Regions from separate parts of the Homo sapiens genome. Here region 2 is linked to region 1. A link is an interaction called in ENCODE POLR2A ChIA-PET data of the cell type or tissue named here. Cell type or tissue: B cell. All regions are shown on one strand. Each heading gives the region's core, and the rest is flanking DNA. Links, peaks and the distances in the headings are about the cores only. Region 1 overlaps DICER1 (dicer 1, ribonuclease III). Region 2 has its middle 43 kb from the start of LINC02292.

Region 1 (4,390 bases), core at 163-4,162:
TGCTTTTAACTTTTTTTTGCATACTCACAAACCAATCAGCACACACTCCCCTATTCTGAGCCTGTAAAAGCCCAGGACCCAGCCACACTGGGGGAAAAACCACACAACTTCGGGTGGGGAACCACCCCCGCATCCCCTTTCTGCTGAGAACTGTTTCATTGCTCAATAAAATTTACGTCTGCCTTCCTCACCCTTCAGTTGTCAGCATATCCTCATTCTTCTTGGATGCAGAACAAGAACTCAGGAACCGCCAAACGTGGGTATGAGCCGTAACACAGGTAGGCTGGGGCATGACTGGCCCAGCCACTAGCTGAGCCAGAGCACAAGCCAGGTGTGGCACAGGCAGGCCAAGTGGGAGGGTAGCATAGCCAAGCAAGGCCCGGACACGGGGGTCACCAGCCAAAGGTCCCCAGCTGGTAAAGTGACTGAGAAAAATCCTGTGTAAATGGCTTTAAATGAAAAAGTAGAACACTTTTATTTACAGTGAGACTATAATTATGTCTTAGTTAAAAACTAAAGGAAAGGAAAAAGGGAGGGAGTGAGGAAGGCTAAGAAGGAAAAGGAAGTGAGAAAGGATAAGAAGGAAAAGGAAGAGAGGAAGGAGGTGAGAGAAAATTAGTTTACCCAAAAATTAATGATGAATTACTTGGATGAGTATTTTTCCTTTAAACTTTTCAGCATTTTAAATTTCCTACAACTTGAACACACAGAATTGGGAATTGGAAAACAAACTTTCAAACTGTGGATGATTTGTGTGACGATAAGCTAGAGACATACAATTCTGTTTTAGGTATTGAAAACATCCTCCCAGCCGTGTGCAGTGGTTCACACCCATAATCCCAGCAATTTGGGAGGCCAAGGTGGGCAGATCACGTGAGCCCAGGAATTCTGAGACCAACCTGGGAAACATGGCAAAACCCCATCTCTACTAAAAATATAAAAATTAGCCAGGTGTGGTGGCATGTGCCTGTAGTCCCAACTCCTCAGGAGGCTGAGGCGGAAGAATCACCTGAGCCTGGGGGGCTGCAGTGAGCCATGATCACACCACTGCACTCCAGAGTAAGACCCTGTCTCTAGAATGAATGAATTAATGAGTAAAAACCTCCCCCGTTAAGGCACAAAATGTGGTAACATTTACCTGAATATCTGAGTGGGAAAAAACACACACAAACTGTTTTTCCTTTGTTCTCACACACCACATAAAATTTCTGTGACCAAATGTGTGGGGTTTCTCCCCAACAACAAGCAAGCCATCAATTCTGCAGCGGACACCAGCTGGGTGTCTTCTATTAATGACTGAATTCCAACATTATCTACCTGGAGATAGCATCAGATCCCACAGGTTGAGGGCTCCAGTCCTCAAGACCTCCCCCACCCTTCCGTGTCAATTGCAAACCTCAGGTTATTTTTTGCCCGTGCTCCCGACCAATCAGTTAACTGGGGTTCCCACAACGCCCTCCTGGGATTTAACTTGCTAGACCAGCTCACAGTCCTTGGGGAAAAACTTACTTATGTTTACCAGTTTATTATAAAGGATATTACAGGCTGGGTGCAGTGGCACACGCCTGTAATCCTAGCACTTTGGAAGGCCAAGATGGGAGGATCGCTTGAGGCCAGCAGTTCGAGACCGGCCTGGTCAACACAGCGAGAGTCCATCTCAATAAAAATAAGTAAATTAATTAGGTAAAGGATATTACAAAGATCCAGATGAAGACATGCACAGGGTTAGGTATGGAGAAGGGGTATAGAGCTTCCAAGCCCTCCCAGAGCAAACTGCCCTCCAGGAACCTCCATGTGTTCAACTATCCAGAAGCTTTCCAAACTCTGTCCTTCAGGGTTTTTATGAAGACTCATTACCTGGGCATGATTAACCTTCAGCCCCTCTTCCCTCCCCAGAGGTTGGAGGGTGGGTCTGAGTCCAAACCTCTAATCATGCCTTAGTCTTCCCAGTAACCAGCCCCCATTTTGAAGCTACCAGGAGCTACCGGCCACCAGTCGATCATTAGCATACAAAAACACATCACTTTGGAGATTCTAAGGATTTCAAGCCTTGTATGCCTAAGAATAGGGTAGAGGACAGACCAAATATATATTTTACAGTATCATAGTACCTACAATTTAAACCACAAATTCATTAGCCTTCTTTTCATGCATTACTGTATCTGAACCAAATAAATTTCTGGGTTTCTCTAAATCTCTAACATAAATATGTTATGTTTAGATTTCAATATAATCATGCCTAAAATTAGATTGGTCCAAAATTGAAGTGGAACACAGGTCAAATACCATCTTAACAAATTCCACCCATCAAAGATCTCCATATAAGAAGTGTCTCCAGGCTGCAAGCCAAAGGTCCGCTTACTTCTTGGAGTACTTCTCAGAAAGATGACATTTCAACACATCAAAACAGCACAGATACCCACCCCTCCCCTTCAAGTTACCTATAATGACATTTGTCCTACAGTTTTGTTTCAAGAGACATAAATACTTAACACATCACTAGCTTTCAAGGTGAGTTTTAAGGTTCATATTTGATTCCAAGTTTCTGTACTTTACTCTTTTTTTTTATTTTTTATTTGGAGACAGGGTCTCACTCTGTCTATTTACAGGCACCATCAGAGCACATTACAGCCTTGAACTCCTGGGCTCAAGTGATCCTGCCATCTCAGCCTCCTGAGCAGCTGAGACTACAGGCACATACTTTACTCTTAACACTGTGCAACGAGTGCTAGAATTTTATTCAATTCACGACTACCCTCTACCTTTACACCAAGAAAGAGCATCCATTGGGAAAAAGGAGCCACAATTTTCTCTTTGTCAAGCTGTTTTAAGATATATAACATGAATACTTAAATACTAAAGGGAGGTCAATCCAGAGACAAAATGAACATAAGAGACTACTGAGTTAAGATGGATGTTTATTGAGACAGGAAAGCAAATATATTAAAAGGTCCAGGCAAGAGTGTGACGCACTACATCATCATAGCTTCTGCGCAACATCTCATGTTATCTGCCTTTCCCGTAACACCAAAACAAGTGTGTACCAACAGAGTTCGCCACCTCTCACGAACCCCACCCCACAACTTTCCCTAAAAACCTCTATCACTTTAGTCCCCTCCCCTCTCATTTAGCACACATGGGCTAGCTACAACACCCAAATCATCACGGGCTTCATTATATTACTGCCCCATATATTAGCTGTTATTGCCATCTCCCTCAAGAGTATTAAGATCTTTGAAAGATAATCTCATACTATACTCACATTCATATTACATAGTTCATGATTTGTTTGATTTTCACGTTACTGTAAATTTGTAATGACTAGGTAGTTTGGAATGTAGGAAAGTAAATATCCATGAATAATTTTTTATTAATTAATTCGATGTTGAGAATAAGCTTTATTGATCTTAACTATTGAATTAAAGCAGCTTTTTATAGGTCAAATATAAAACTCAAATTAGACACTTTTAAATTAAAAGACTTTAAACAACCCAAATTATTTCAACAAGCTTAACATCCTCGATCTTGGCACCCAAGTCCAAAAGAATAATTCGAGGCTAACTAGAAACTGTCAAAGCTAGAGAGGTATCAGTTAGTGCAATGATAATTTTGGTATCATCTGACTATACCCATCCTAGTTTTCTCAGTTAACTTCCAACCACTACAAAATTCTCTTCCATATTAATGCAAACTAATCTGACTCCAACCTTGAAGATGTTTCAGAAACAATTTTAAAGTTCTTAAAGTTACAGGTGCAACTGGGAAAACCCAACTCAAGACAGTCTTATTTCTCAACTTAGTTTCTCATTTTACAAACTGTATTTTGTAGGCCGGGCACGGTGGCTCATGCCTGCAATCCCAGCACTTTGGGAGGCAGAGACAGGTGAATCACTTGAGGTCAGGAGTTCGAGACCAGCTTGGCTAACATGGTGAAACCCCGTCTCCACTTAAAAAATACAAAAATTAGCTCAATATAGTGGCTTGCACCTGTAGTCCCAGCTACTCAGGAGGCTGACACAGGAGAATCGCTTGAACCCAGGAGCCAGAGGTTGCAGTAAGCTAAGATCACGCCACTGCACCCCAGCCTGAGAGACAGAGCAAGACTCAGCATTAACAACAACAAAAAAGAAATCGTATTTTGTTAGGTTTAAAATTCAGGCGAAACTCTACTGAATGTCAACTAATAAATGTAGAAGGAATGACAGAAAAGTCACCATTTTTAACCATCACATTAGTGATTGAAGCAAGGATCATTAATGGATGCTAAAACCATTGGGTGAAGGTTACTAAAGAATATTTACATAGCCTGAAAGCTTTTCTGCAGATTACCTACTAATTACAAATGAAAACTAGTATTTTTATTCAGTGGAAAAACCAGATAGATACCCCT
Region 2 (4,390 bases), core at 102-4,101, 220 kb after region 1:
TGACTAATCACCTGTTAGGAGAACTTTTGAGGACTATTATAGTATCATTTTATATATGTGTGTGTAAGGAGGCAAAGTATATGAGTGTGTATATATATTTGTCTCTTTATTAAAGACCACTTCTGTGATCTCAAATGTCATTGTCACTCTGAATTTAGACATTCATGCACACATAGGGTTGCTAGAGAAATACAAGACACCCACTTACGTTTGAATTTCAGATAAACAACGAGCACTTTTTAGCATAAGTACGTCCCAGGCAATATTTGGGAATACTCACATTCAAAAAGTATTTGCTTTTTGCCTACATTCAAATTTAACTGGACATCCTGTATTTTTATTTGATAAATCTGAGAATGCTACAGACACACAAATACACACATTTGTGGATATGCCTCCACAACACCCCCGATACAGAGACACAAATAGTGCACACGTATGCATAACTTGGCTGTCCTTTGCCATGGATTCAGACACACACACACACACACACACACACACACACACACTTCCTCCTCTATCATGAGCACAGCTGTGTCCCCAAGGTGCCCTCCGAGTTGAGTTTACAACCGCAGGGTCTGTTGCTGCTTCCTGAGGCGGGTTCCTCCCGGGTTTCTTTAAGAACCTGCAGTTCTGGGCAGCCATTACTCTTTCCTGAAGTTCCCATGGATTTAACAGCTTTGGACCTGGTTTGGAGCAGGGCCCCGGCTGCAGGCTTCCCTCCCGTCCAGGCTGCCCTGCCTGCCTCTCCCTGAAGGCGTCTCGGTTACTTGCGGGCCTGGCCGGGCTGGCTGGTGGGCTTTCTTGGGAGCAGGCCTCTTCCCTCCGGCTCCCCAGCTGCTCGTATCCGGGTTTACAGCCCCGGGGCAGTGCCTACAGGGCCTGCAGGCTGGATGTTCTGAGATTTTTATTGGCATCTCCATCAAGATGAGGGCCATGGGGGTCCTTCAGGTCTTCCGGAGCCGCTTTATTGGGGCTGGCCTTCCAGACACGGCGGGGAGCAGCGATTTCCAGGGGAATCTGGTTTCTCTGCTGGGCTCGCACCCGTTTCCTCTGTGTTTGGCTTGGCAGCGCCTGGGCCTGGCCTGTTTTGAGCCTCACCTCGTGCTTGGGCTTTTGTGGCCTGTCGGTGGATGAGGTGGCGCGGAGTAGCCGTTTCTCCTCAGCCGCAGGGACACAAACGGAGCTTTGTATGGGGCAGACGCAGGTGGAAGGGAAGGAGCTCAGGCCTCTCCTGTGCTCGGGGAAATGCTCTGGAGTTGGAGGACGTTAAAACACAAGTGCAAACCACTCCAGATCGTCTGCACCTTGAAAGCCCAAGCTCACTCGTGGGAGGACTGAATGGCCGGGTCTCAATGACTGCCGCCTTCTTTGGGACCCGGAATAGGAAAGAGGTGCAGGGAATAATATTCTGCGAGGGGATTTAAATTTTAAAACCCCAGTGGGGGTTAAGCTCACAGTGAGCTCTGGGCAGCAGATGGCCAGAGTGACCTTGGCGTTTGAGGCGGGGAAGGCAATGCCTGGGGAGAGAGTGCCTGTCCCGGGGGGTCCCCTGCTGTCCACAGGTCAGCCCATGTGGGCCACCAAACCAAATGACTAGCCAGCCGGCTTGTAATAAAAGATTCAGGATTGGCCCGGCGCATTGGCTCACACCTGTAATCCCAGCACTTTGGGAGGCCGAGGCGGGTGGATCACGAGGTCAGGAGTTTGAGACCAGCCTGACCAAGATGGTGAAGCCCCATCTCTACTGAAAATACAAAAATTAGCCTGGCACTGTGGTGGGCACCTGTAATCCCAGCTACTCGGGAGGCTGAGGCAGGAGAATTGCTTGAACCTGGGAGGCAGAAGTTGCAGTGAGCCAAGATCGCACCACTGCGCTTTAGCCTGGGGGATGGAGGAAGACTCTGTCTCAAAAAAAAAAAAAAAAAAAGATTCAGGATTAGTGTTTGACCTGAATTATGTCCCCCTCCAAATTCATATGATGAAGTCCTTGTGAATGTAGGTACTTCAGAATATGACTGTCCCCACCTCCCTGCAACCTCTGCCTCCCAAGTTCAAGATATTCTCCTGCCTCAGCCTCCCAAGTAGCTGGGACTACGGTGTGCGCCACCATGCCCAGCTAATTTTTGTATTTTTAGTAGAGATGGGTTTTTGCCATGTTGGCCAGGCTGGTCTCGAACACCTAACCTCAGGTGATCCACCTGCCTTGGCCTCCCAAAATGCTGGGATTATAGGCATGAGCTGCTGTGTCCAGTCTGGACATAGGGTCTTTAAAAAGATAATTAAACTAAAATGAGGTCAAACTGGTGGGCTCTAATCCAATGGGACTGATGCCCTCGTAAAAGAGGAAATGTGGACACAGATACACGCAGAGAAGTCCATGTGAGGACACAGGGAGAAGACAGACGTCTGCAAGCCAAGGAGAGAGGCCTCAACAGAAACCAGCCCAGCTGACACCTTGATCTCAGACTTCCAGCCTCCAGAACAGTGAGGAAGTCAGTTTCTGTTGTTTACACCCCCCAGTCTGTGGTACTTTGTTGCCGAGGCCCAAGCAAACAAATATGGTAGCCACAAGAAGGAAATGATCAGGGCGGGTCTTAATTTTGTTTTTTATACTCGGCCGATTGGAGAAGGTGGCCGCACACTTGTAGTAGAGTGTGATCACAGAGACACCAGTGCGTCCAGCTCTCGGGGCCATTCATTTCACCTCCATGTGAGCCAACTCAGCCTGCAGTTCAGCCCACTGTCCTTTATTCACTTACAGTTTGAGGTGCCCATGAAGCAGGTCCTGAGACTTAGGTGTCAGTAGTTTATCTGGGAAGTTGTTCCAGGAAATAGATGAGGGAACAGGGATGGGAGGAAAGCCAAAACCAGGGAGGGTCATGAGACAGTTGTGGTGGGTGGGCCTCAGGAGCTCGGTGCACCAGGGACCCTCTGAGAGTCTATCTGGTGCCCCTCGGAATCGTCCCACCAAGGGCAGGAAGCCAAGGAGTTTTTGCAGCCACCCAGGCTATGCCCCGGTGAAGGTCATTCCAGCTGCTGGAGAAGCTCGTCAGGCACAGGACACGGGAGATGGCCTGAGGGGGTGGGAATGTGTTCCCTGGGGTCAGCTGAGGATGGGGCACCAACGGCCTCTGCCCACTCTCTCACGAATCTTGCTAACCCAAGAGCTGGCCAGAACCCAATCCCTAATCTTGCTGATGGAGGCCCTCAGCCACCTTGCCCCTCACAGTGGGTCTGATTCTGCTCCTTCCTGCACCAACGTCATGCTTGATTTTCTTGGTTCTACATTAACCAAGGATGGGAAAAACCAAGGCATTTTTCCTAATCTCTCACAGCACTCAGCACAGCACTCAGCACAGCACTTCTGACATCAGACGTGCAGGGAGGTTCCCCCCATGCCACGCAGTTCTCCAGCGGACACCAGCGGGGTGTCCTGCAATTCAATTCGGGCCCTGTCTGCCTGGAGATAGCATCAGATCGTAGCATCGGATCGCACAGGCTGAGGGCTCAGTCCCACAAAACTGCACTTCACTTCAGATGTCAATCACAAGCCCCAGACTGTGGCCTGAGCTTCTGACTGATTGGCTATGAATAGGGGTTCCCACAGCCCCCTTTTCAGGTTTGATTAATTTGCTAGAGCAGCTCACAGAACTCAGAGAAACACTTTACATATATTGATCCATTTATTATAAAGGGTATTACAAAGGATGCCCGTAAGCAGCCAGGTGGAAGAGCAGCACAGGGCAAGGCATGGGGAAAGGGGCACAGAGCTCCCACCCTGTCCAGCTGTACCACTCTCTAAGAACCTCCACGTGTTCAGCTATCTGGAGACCCACCCCAGCTCTGTCCCTTTGAGGTTTTATGGAGACTTCATTAGGTAGGCATGATGGATTAAACCACTGGCCATTGGTGATCAACTCAACCCTCAGCCCCTGTCCCCTCCGCAGAGGTTTGGAGGTGGGGCTTAAAGTCCCAACCCTCTAATCCTGCCTTGGTCTATGCTGCCAGCCACCAGTCATCTCATTAGCATAAAAAAGACACTCATCACTCCAGAGAGTCCAAGGGCATCAGGAGCTGTGTGTCAGGGGCCTGGGGCAGGGACCAAATATGTATTTCTTAAATCACAGCATTGCACACACTTAACCCTTGGGTCTGTTGACATGCTGTTTCTCCAGCCTGAATCCTGTGCTCTCCCCCTGGAACAGGAGTCCTCTCTCACTAGAGACCTTCCCACTTCTGGACACTCCCCATCCCCATCCCTCACCAGCTCAGTGTGACCCCTGTATCTTCCTTGATACTGTGAAGTTGTCCCAGGACCTGCCCCTTCATAGGGATAAGACTTTTTCCCTCTCCTTTTCCCTCCTTCCTGTTTTCCTCCCTCCCTCCT

What was found. ChIA-PET counts read pairs that join two places held together with the same protein. Peaks named below come from ENCODE experiments on the same cell type or tissue, not always from the same donor. Only the 100,000 strongest peaks of a DNase experiment are listed, where the experiment ranks them.
Region 2: POLR2A ChIA-PET joins it to region 1 with 5 read pairs; 4 of 35 experiments call an interaction of 5 or more read pairs at or near these places.

Annotation. Positions count from the first base shown.
Region 1 is chr14:95,146,374-95,150,763 of GRCh38, forward strand. The region is part of intron 1 of DICER1 (dicer 1, ribonuclease III); the gene reads right to left. Among named protein-coding and RNA genes, the nearest start is that of DICER1, 9.0 kb to the right of the region's middle. In B cell, for the core only: no CTCF peak of the experiment used is centred there; no DNase peak of the experiment used is centred there; H3K27ac peaks cover 2,574 bases.
Region 2 is chr14:95,370,425-95,374,814 of GRCh38, forward strand. No RefSeq gene overlaps it. Among named protein-coding and RNA genes, the nearest start is that of LINC02292, 43 kb to the left of the region's middle. RefSeq lists enhancers at 1-2,720, 958-1,510. In B cell, for the core only: no CTCF peak of the experiment used is centred there; a DNase peak (open chromatin) is centred at 507.